Linked DNA regions of Homo sapiens: region 1 is linked to region 2. A link is an interaction called in ENCODE POLR2A ChIA-PET data of the cell type or tissue named here. Cell type or tissue: PC-9. All regions are shown on one strand.

Region 1 (4,000 bases), 1.8 Mb after region 2:
TTTGTGGTCCAGAACCAGCAGCATTCAGCATCACTGGCATCGTCTAAGAGCTTGTTAAAAATGCAGACTCTCCAGGTGCAGTGGCTCCCACCCATAATCCCAGCACTTTGGGAGGCAAAGGTGGATGGATCACTTGAGGTCAGTTAGAGACCAGCCTGGCCAACATAGAAACCTCGTCTCTACTAAAAATACAAAAATTAGACAGGTGTGGTGGTGCACACCTGTAATCCCAGCTACTTGGGAGGCTGAGGCATGAGAATTACTTAAACCCGGGAGGCGGAGGCTGCAGTGAGCCCAGATTGCCACTGCACTCCAGTCTGGGAAACAGAGCAGGACTGTCTTTAAAAAAAAAAAAAAAAAAAAAAAAAAAAAAAAAAAAGCAGACTCTCAGACCTAGCCCCTGATGTACTAACTCATAATCTGCATTTTAACAAGACCCCCAGGTGATTCCTATGTACATCAAAGCCAAGAAGCACTACCGTAAGTAACTCCCGCTATGAATAAACATACTAATGAGGCTGTCACGTTATGGTGAATTTAAAGGGCAGAACCACAGAAAGATAGAACGCTGGACCAACTGCCAAGGTTCTGACTAGTAGAAGTATTGTAGCTCAGGTAGTCAACATGCTGAACAAGATAACTTTTCTTTTTGTGTTTTTCCTTTTGTAAACCTAAGGATAAAGAAAAAAATAAATGTCCAAGATTCACTTACCCATTGATAGATGTTCTAGACATAAACAGGCTAAAAACAGATGACACAAAAGAATGATATAATTGGATAAATAGCCAGCCCGATTTCTCAATGCTGTTGTTTAAGAAGATCTGTGTTCCTTGATCAAGGTAACTCTGAACAAAGACAGCCTGGAGTGATTCGCATAATTTCTCTCTGTTGCACACATACCACTAAAAAAAAAAAAAAAAAAAGAACAAAAATTAAAACACACAACCGAAGTGTCACCTAAGAAATCCAAAAACAAAAAACCAGAAGACTAAATCACATCTAAGATTTCCAAATATTACCATCTCATGATACTCTGAGAATAATCATTTCGTATACTCATATAACCTATAAAATATAAAGTACTTCTTCAGACATGACTTCTCATTTAATTCTCTTACAGCCCTCAAGGTAGGTAGAGTGGGTGAGGGAAGGGTGGAGAGGCTTTTGGGTCATTCAGCTTAGTAGGCAGCAGAACCAGACCACAGCTCAGGCACTCGGACTCCCAGCCCAGTGCTTCAGTCACTGTACCCGAGATTTAGAAAGCTCTGCTGGCCTCTCTTTCACTGAGATTCAACATCAGAAGGCAAACAGCTAGCAGCATCCTTGTTTTTAGACAAGAAAACAGTCACATAATCCAATGCCTTAACTCAAAATCACCAAACAAACCCAAATAGCAAAGTAAGCAACAGAATTTAACACTCCAGTGACCAGATTAAGTTGCCTTTCCTCTTGTGGACTATGTAAAAGAGATCTTTAGAAATCTTGAGGTATGCTTTACAAATAGGTCATATGACATTCTTACAGAGGCAACATGTGCTCAAGAAAGATTAAGAAGTTACTTAAGGTCATACTGCAATCAACGAGAAGACCAAATAGTAACATGCTAAGAACCAGATTTCCAGGAATTGGCTCTACCCAGAATCCACATTCTAGAACAAAATTCAAAAAGCTTCACCTGTAGATGAAATTTAATCTTTCATAATAAATGAGTCAGCATACCAGAGAGGTGGGGAAGCAGACTGTACATCAGCTTTAGCGTCAGCCCCACAATCAAGTCCCGGCTCTGCCCTTCCTATGTGAGCTCAGACAAATCACTTAAATCTCTCAGCCTCCATTCATTTGTAGACTAGAGATGTCACTGGGGTCTATATATCCTGGCAGGGTACGATGAGGATTAAACAAGATAATGCAGGCAAGTCCTCAACATAATACAAAGCACGTAGTGAGAATCCTACAATAATAATAGCAGTGAGATTCCTCTAACATAGCCTGAGAAATAAGAATAAGCCCCTTAAGTACAGTGATGAAACTACAAAGTATATCAATTATTATTAACCCATTATCTGCCATGAAACACAAATTTTTCCCAGTCAATTGGCCAAGAGTAATTTGCTTCCCCTTGACAAATACGACCTTTTATCAGCAGTAGACGTCCCATAAGTGCTTGCACAATTGGTAGACCAGCTTTACAGTCATCCTAAGCTTACTAATGTTCAGTGAAATCTTAAGTAACATTCCTGATGCTAACGTTAAAAGGAACTAGTTACAAATCAACACAAACAAACAGGCACGTTAAATTTCAGAGATTAATCATTTTACAAACTCTGTTCCCTAAACTGGGTAAACCAAACCTTTCCAGTTGTGGACTAATTTGTGCTAATTTGCCATTTCATCACAGTTATCAAAACTGCTTGGACTTTATATATAAAACTGTTTTTATTTTTCCTACTCTATATGACAAGCTATGAAGCTTTTTACATTCACTGCCTACATTTTTTCCCTTGGTCTGAAAATGTTCTTGCTTAATGATTTTCTAATTCTTAATACTTATTGTGCCTGAAGTTATGCTCCAGTGCAGGTCATAAACCGTTTTTTATTATACTCATGACCTCCTGGTGCACGTTCTGAACTCTGTAATATGGAGGCCACTCTGACTTTTATTTATTTTTTATTCTCTGAAATGGCTAATCAAGATGAAAGCCATCACCTTGATAATAGGCAATCAGGTACATTTTATTAATGTGGATGAGAAGTCATTCAAGTGAAACAGAGGAGCTAAGAATTCCTTGGCATCCACTTGTAAATGGACTAGAACAACAATAGATTCTGACTTCTAGAACCAAGCAGGAACTGGCACCATTAGCTGCAAATAGTGCTTTCAAGCACCAAGAGGAAAACTCAAGTTTTTAATAGCATTTTTCTCAATTCATCAACATTAACACGTGTGGTTGAACCCTTACTGTCACACAGGTCTTTCTGGAAAGAAACTGCTTATTGAACAGAATGTGCTACAGAACAAAAATAGAGCAAAGCTCTTCTCTTTAAAAAGAAAGGTGAAACGTATGTCCTTTCTGACCATTTGCATGACACAAATGTCGATTTCACAGCAGCAATGTCAGAAACTGCAAACAAGTCAAATGTCCATCAAATGGTGGATAAGCAAGATGTGATAATAGATTCATATAAAATAATAGCATGTTCTGCCATACAAAGGAATGAAGCACTGCTTCATGCTCCAGCATGGATGAACCTTGACAACATTATGCTAAGTGAAATAAGTCAGTCACAAAAGACCACATACTGTGTAATTCCACTTACGTGAAATGTCTTGAATATGCAAATCCAGAGATAGAAAGTAGATAGTAGATTGTGGCTGCCAGGGGCTGGGGAGCTGGGACAATGTGGAGTGGCTGCTAATGGACATGAGGTTTCTTTTTGGGGTGATGAAATGTTCCAAAATTAATACTGGTGATGGCTGCATAATTCTGTGATTATACTAAAAATCAATGAATTGTACTCTTTAAAAGGATAAATTTCATGGTATGTGAATTATATCCCAATAAAGCTGTTTTTTAAACACACACACACACCCCTCCCTAAATATGCAGGTGGCAGTTAGATCTTCCAGAAATTAAAAGTGGCCTGAAAACATAAGTAACCTAGAAAACCTCTTAAAATGCAAATTTTAAATGCAAATCTGATCACATCACTACCCTGCTTAACAGGAATCTTAGGATAACATCCAAAATGCTTAATATGGCTTATAAGGCCCTGCACGATTTTTGTTCATTCTGTGTCTCCAGCCTCACCTCATGACATTCCCTACCAACCCATGACCCCTGGACCCTCACTCCATCACACAGCTCCACCCCTTCCTTCTTTTTTCTGGAAGGCCCCTTTCCCGTGGCTGTCTCACATGGTATTTGCTCTGCCCCCCAACATTTCCCACCACCTAACCCACTCTCTCTTCACCTGGTTCGTTCAACTTCAGCCTAAATA
Region 2 (4,000 bases):
CTAACATGGTGAAACCTCGTCTCTACTAAAAATACAAAAATTAGCCAGGCATGGTGGCGGCCACCTGTAATCCCAACTACTCGGGAGGCTGAGGCAGGAGAATTGCTTGAACCTGGGAGACAGAGGTTGTAGTGAGCCGAGATTGCGCCACTGCACTGCAGCCAGGACGACAGAGCAAAACTCCATATCAAAATAGAGAAAAAAAAATACAAAAATTAGTTGGGCATTGTGGCGCATGCCTGTAGTCCCAGCTACTTGGGAAGCTGAGGCAGGAGAATCGCTTGAACCCAGGAGGCGGAGGTTGCAGTGAGCCAAGATTGCGCCACTGCACTCCAGCCTGAGCGAGAGTGAGACTCCATCTCCAAAAATAAAATAAAATAAACATGAGCTCCTCGGATGCTCACAAGGGCTGCATGATGGAGGTACTAGTATTGTCCCCATTTTACAGATGGAGAAACTGAGGCACAGAGAAGTGAAGGGACTTGTCTGAGGTCTTCCAGTGAGGAAGTGCTTTTGCTGGGCTTCTGATACAGCAGCTGGCTCCCTGACTATAACCATCTGCCTCTGGGAGTAAGTTGACTGGCACCTCTGTGGCAGTGCTCTCAGCAGCATGGGGGCTAAGTGAAAGGCACTCAGCTCACCTGCCCTCTTGGCCAGCGGCCCCGATGGTCGCTGAATGAGAGCCTGCCTCTTGGTGGTTGCAGAGGTCAGAACCTAGAGATGGGAGGAGGGATCCACTCCCACCTGTGCCCGGCTCACAAGCCGCAAAACCACAGCCAGCCTGAGTCCACCAGCCCCTCTCTAGGGGTCAGTGCAACACATGAGCCCCGAGGGAGGGGGATCCGTCATCCACCATGCCCCACTTCCTCACTTCCATGGACTCCTTCAGCTTCTCTCTGTGTGTCTCTGTCTTTCTTTAAGAACTGTACAGCTGGGCGCAGTGGATCACATCTGTAATCCCAGTACTTTGAGAGGCCAAGGAGGGCAGATTGCTTGAGCCCAGGAGGTCAAGACCAACCTGGGCAACAGGATGAAACCTTATCTCTACAAAAAATTAGCCACCTGCAATCCTAGCTCCTCAGGAGGCTGAGGTGGGAGGATCACCTGAGCCCAGGAGGTTGAGGCTGCAGTGAGCCATGACCGTGCCACTGCACTCCAGTTTGGGTGACAGAGTGAGACCCTGTCTCAAGAAAACAAACAAACAAACTGTACACCAGAGAGGCAGAGAGACTAAGAGACTGTTATGTATTTCTTTTCTTTTTCTAATTTGTATAAATGTAAGGGGTTCAAGCGCAGTTTTGTTACATGGAATTATTATACAGTGGTGAAGTCTAGGCTTTTAGTGTAACCTTCACTGGAATCATATATACTGTACTCATTAATTTCTTGTCCCTCACCTGCCTCCTACCCTCCCACCCTCTAAGTCTCTGATGTCTCTCCTTCCACACTCTATATCCACGTGTGCACATCATTTAGCTCCCACTTACAGGTAAGAACATGCAATGTCTTTTGGTCCATGTATTAACTGCATGATCCTGGACAAGTTGTTTAAAAACTGCTCAGAATACTCAGCATATATGGAGCATTCCCTACTTCCTAGGCAGGTGAAACGATTTACCACATTACATCGTAATGACTCACAAGGCTTATACTATTTACTCATCATCATGGCTCACACGGTAGATACGATTTACTATACTAAATGCTCTGCTCTGCTACTATATACTAATCTATGATTGGGGAAACTAAGGCTTTGAGAAGGTTGCTCTGGAGCTCAGGAACACCACCCAAGTAAATGGTGGAGCTGCAGTGGTGTGATCATGGCTCACTGCTGCCTTGACCTTCCCAGCTCAAGCGATCTTCCTGCCTCAGCCTCCTGAGTAGCTGGGACTACAGGTACGTGCCATCATGCCTCGCTAATTTTTGTATTTTTTTTTTAAGAGATGGGGTTTCACCTTGTTGCCCAGGCTGGTCTCGAACTCTTGGGCTTGAACAATCCTCCTGCCTCGGCCTCCCAAAGTGTTGGGATTACAGGCATGAGCCACCACGCCTGGCTGAAGCTTGAGCTCTTGACCACGAAGCTGTGCTGCTTCCAAGTCCTCACTTTGCTCATCAGTAAAATGGGAACACCAGTTGCTACCCCACGGATTCTGAACATTGTGGGCGGGAATGGCTGAGGAAGCGCCTGGCCTGGCCTCCCCTGGCACACAGTAGAGCCTCGGTAGCAGCCACTCCTCTTGATGCCTTGGTCCCCCCTCAGTCCCACCCTGCAACAGCTGATGGTCTTTCAGTCCCACATTGTGGGGGTGGTTAAAGCCTCATGGCTCTGGCCCCACGATAAACCAAAACTCACCGAATTCAGTTCCAGGGTTGGCCGAAGGAAGTGCCTTCTCTGTCATGCCCCAGTTGAAGATGTAACAGTTGCCATAGTGAGGGTAGAAGATGGACGTGAAGTTCCTAAAAGAAACAGCATCAGCTGCAGGGCAGGTTCCACCACAGGCAATGCCTCCCCCGACTGTCTGCCGTCCACCTTTCATTTCCTCCTTGGAGGGGCTCCGAAAGGGAGAGGCGAGCAACAGGTCATTCTGTCCATCCTCTGGTCCAAACCAGAGGGGAGATTCCCAGGCTCCCTTGGGAAAGCAGGGGAAGAGAGTTTCTCTGGAGTTGGGGCTCAGGCTCTCTGGTTTGGCCATGAGTTATGAAAAAGAACTTTCTGGCCGGGCGTGGTGGCTCACGCCTGTAATCCTAGCACTTTGGAAGGCTGAGGCGGGAGGACCGCTTGAGGCCAGGAGTTTGAGACCAGGTTGGGCAACATGGTGAGACCCTCATCTCTACAAAAAATACAAAAATTAGCCAGGTGTGGTGGTGCATGCCTGCAGTCCCAGTTACTTGGGAGGCTGAGGTGGGAGGAACGCTTGAGCCCAGGAGTTCGAGGCTGCTTGAGCTATGATTGTGCCACTGCACTCCAGCCTGGGTGACAGAGTGAGACCCTGTCTCTAAAACAACAACAAACAACAACAACAAAAATGAAAAAGAACTTTCTCAGATGTTTTCATCTGTCTCGTATACACCTCAAAAGAGGCACATCCATGTCCTCAGCCCCGGAACCTATGAGTGTGACCTTATTTGGAGAAAGGGTCCTTGCAGATGTGCTAAGGATCTCGAGATGAGGTCATCTTGGATTATCCAGGTGGGCCCGAAATCAAATGACAAGCATCCTTAGAAGACACAGAAGAGAGACAGATACAGAGGAGAAGCTCATTGAAGACTGAGGCAGGGGCCTTCAGACACAAGCCGAGGAACTCCTGGGCCCACCAGAAGGCTCAGGGGAGAATTCCTCCTTGCCTCTTCTGATGACTGGTGTGCTGGAGTTCATCAAACTCTGTTCAGTCGAAGTGCATGTTCTCAAGTCTCCAAAGTAAGCAGCTTTAAAAAATATCTCTTGATGTTTCTATGTTGTTCTTTTTTTATTTATTAAAAATAAGAGGAGGTTGGGAGCGGTGGCTTATGCCTGTAATTCCAGCACTTTGGGAGGCCAAAGTGGGAGGATCACTTGAGCCCAGGAGTTTTGTTTGTTTGTTTGTTTTTGAGACAGAGTCTCACTATGTTGCTCAGGCTGGAGTACAGTGGTGTGATCTCACTCCAGGCTGAGGAGAATCTCAGCGATTCTCCTGCCTCAGCCTCCTGAGTAGCTGGGATTACAGGCACCCGCCACCACACCCGGCTAATTTGTGTATTTTTAGTGCAGATGGGGTTTCATCATGTTGGCCAGGCTGCTCTTGAACTCTTGACCTCGGGTGATCCCCACACCTTGGCTTCCCAAAGTGCTGCGATTACAGGCGTGAGCCACTGCACCCAACTGAGCCCAGGAGTTTGAGATCAGCCTGGCCAACGAATTGAGACCCTATCTCTACAAAAAATAAAAAATAAAATAAAATAAAAAGCCAGGAGTAGTGGTGAGTGTCTGTAGTCCCAGCTACTTGGGAGGCTGATGTGGATT

The links. ChIA-PET counts read pairs that join two places held together with the same protein. Peaks named below come from ENCODE experiments on the same cell type or tissue, not always from the same donor. Only the 100,000 strongest peaks of a DNase experiment are listed, where the experiment ranks them.
Region 1: POLR2A ChIA-PET joins it to region 2 with 6 read pairs; 1 of 35 experiments calls an interaction of 5 or more read pairs at or near these places.

Annotation. Positions count from the first base shown.
Region 1 is chr16:21,609,548-21,613,547 of GRCh38, reverse strand. It overlaps METTL9 (methyltransferase 9, His-X-His N1(pi)-histidine), which reads right to left. Exons shown (of 5, transcript NM_016025.5): 2 at 713-903. Among named protein-coding and RNA genes, the nearest start is that of METTL9, 12 kb to the right of the region's middle. In PC-9, no CTCF peak of the experiment used is centred here; DNase peaks (open chromatin) are centred at 1,627 and 2,207; H3K4me3 peaks cover 1,014 bases; H3K27ac peaks cover 3,326 bases.
Region 2 is chr16:23,366,313-23,370,312 of GRCh38, reverse strand. SCNN1B (sodium channel epithelial 1 subunit beta) reads right to left here. Exons shown (of 13, transcript NM_000336.3): 5 at 2,354-2,457. Among named protein-coding and RNA genes, the nearest start is that of SCNN1B, 66 kb to the right of the region's middle. In PC-9, no CTCF peak of the experiment used is centred here; a DNase peak (open chromatin) is centred at 1,622; H3K27ac peaks cover 2,538 bases.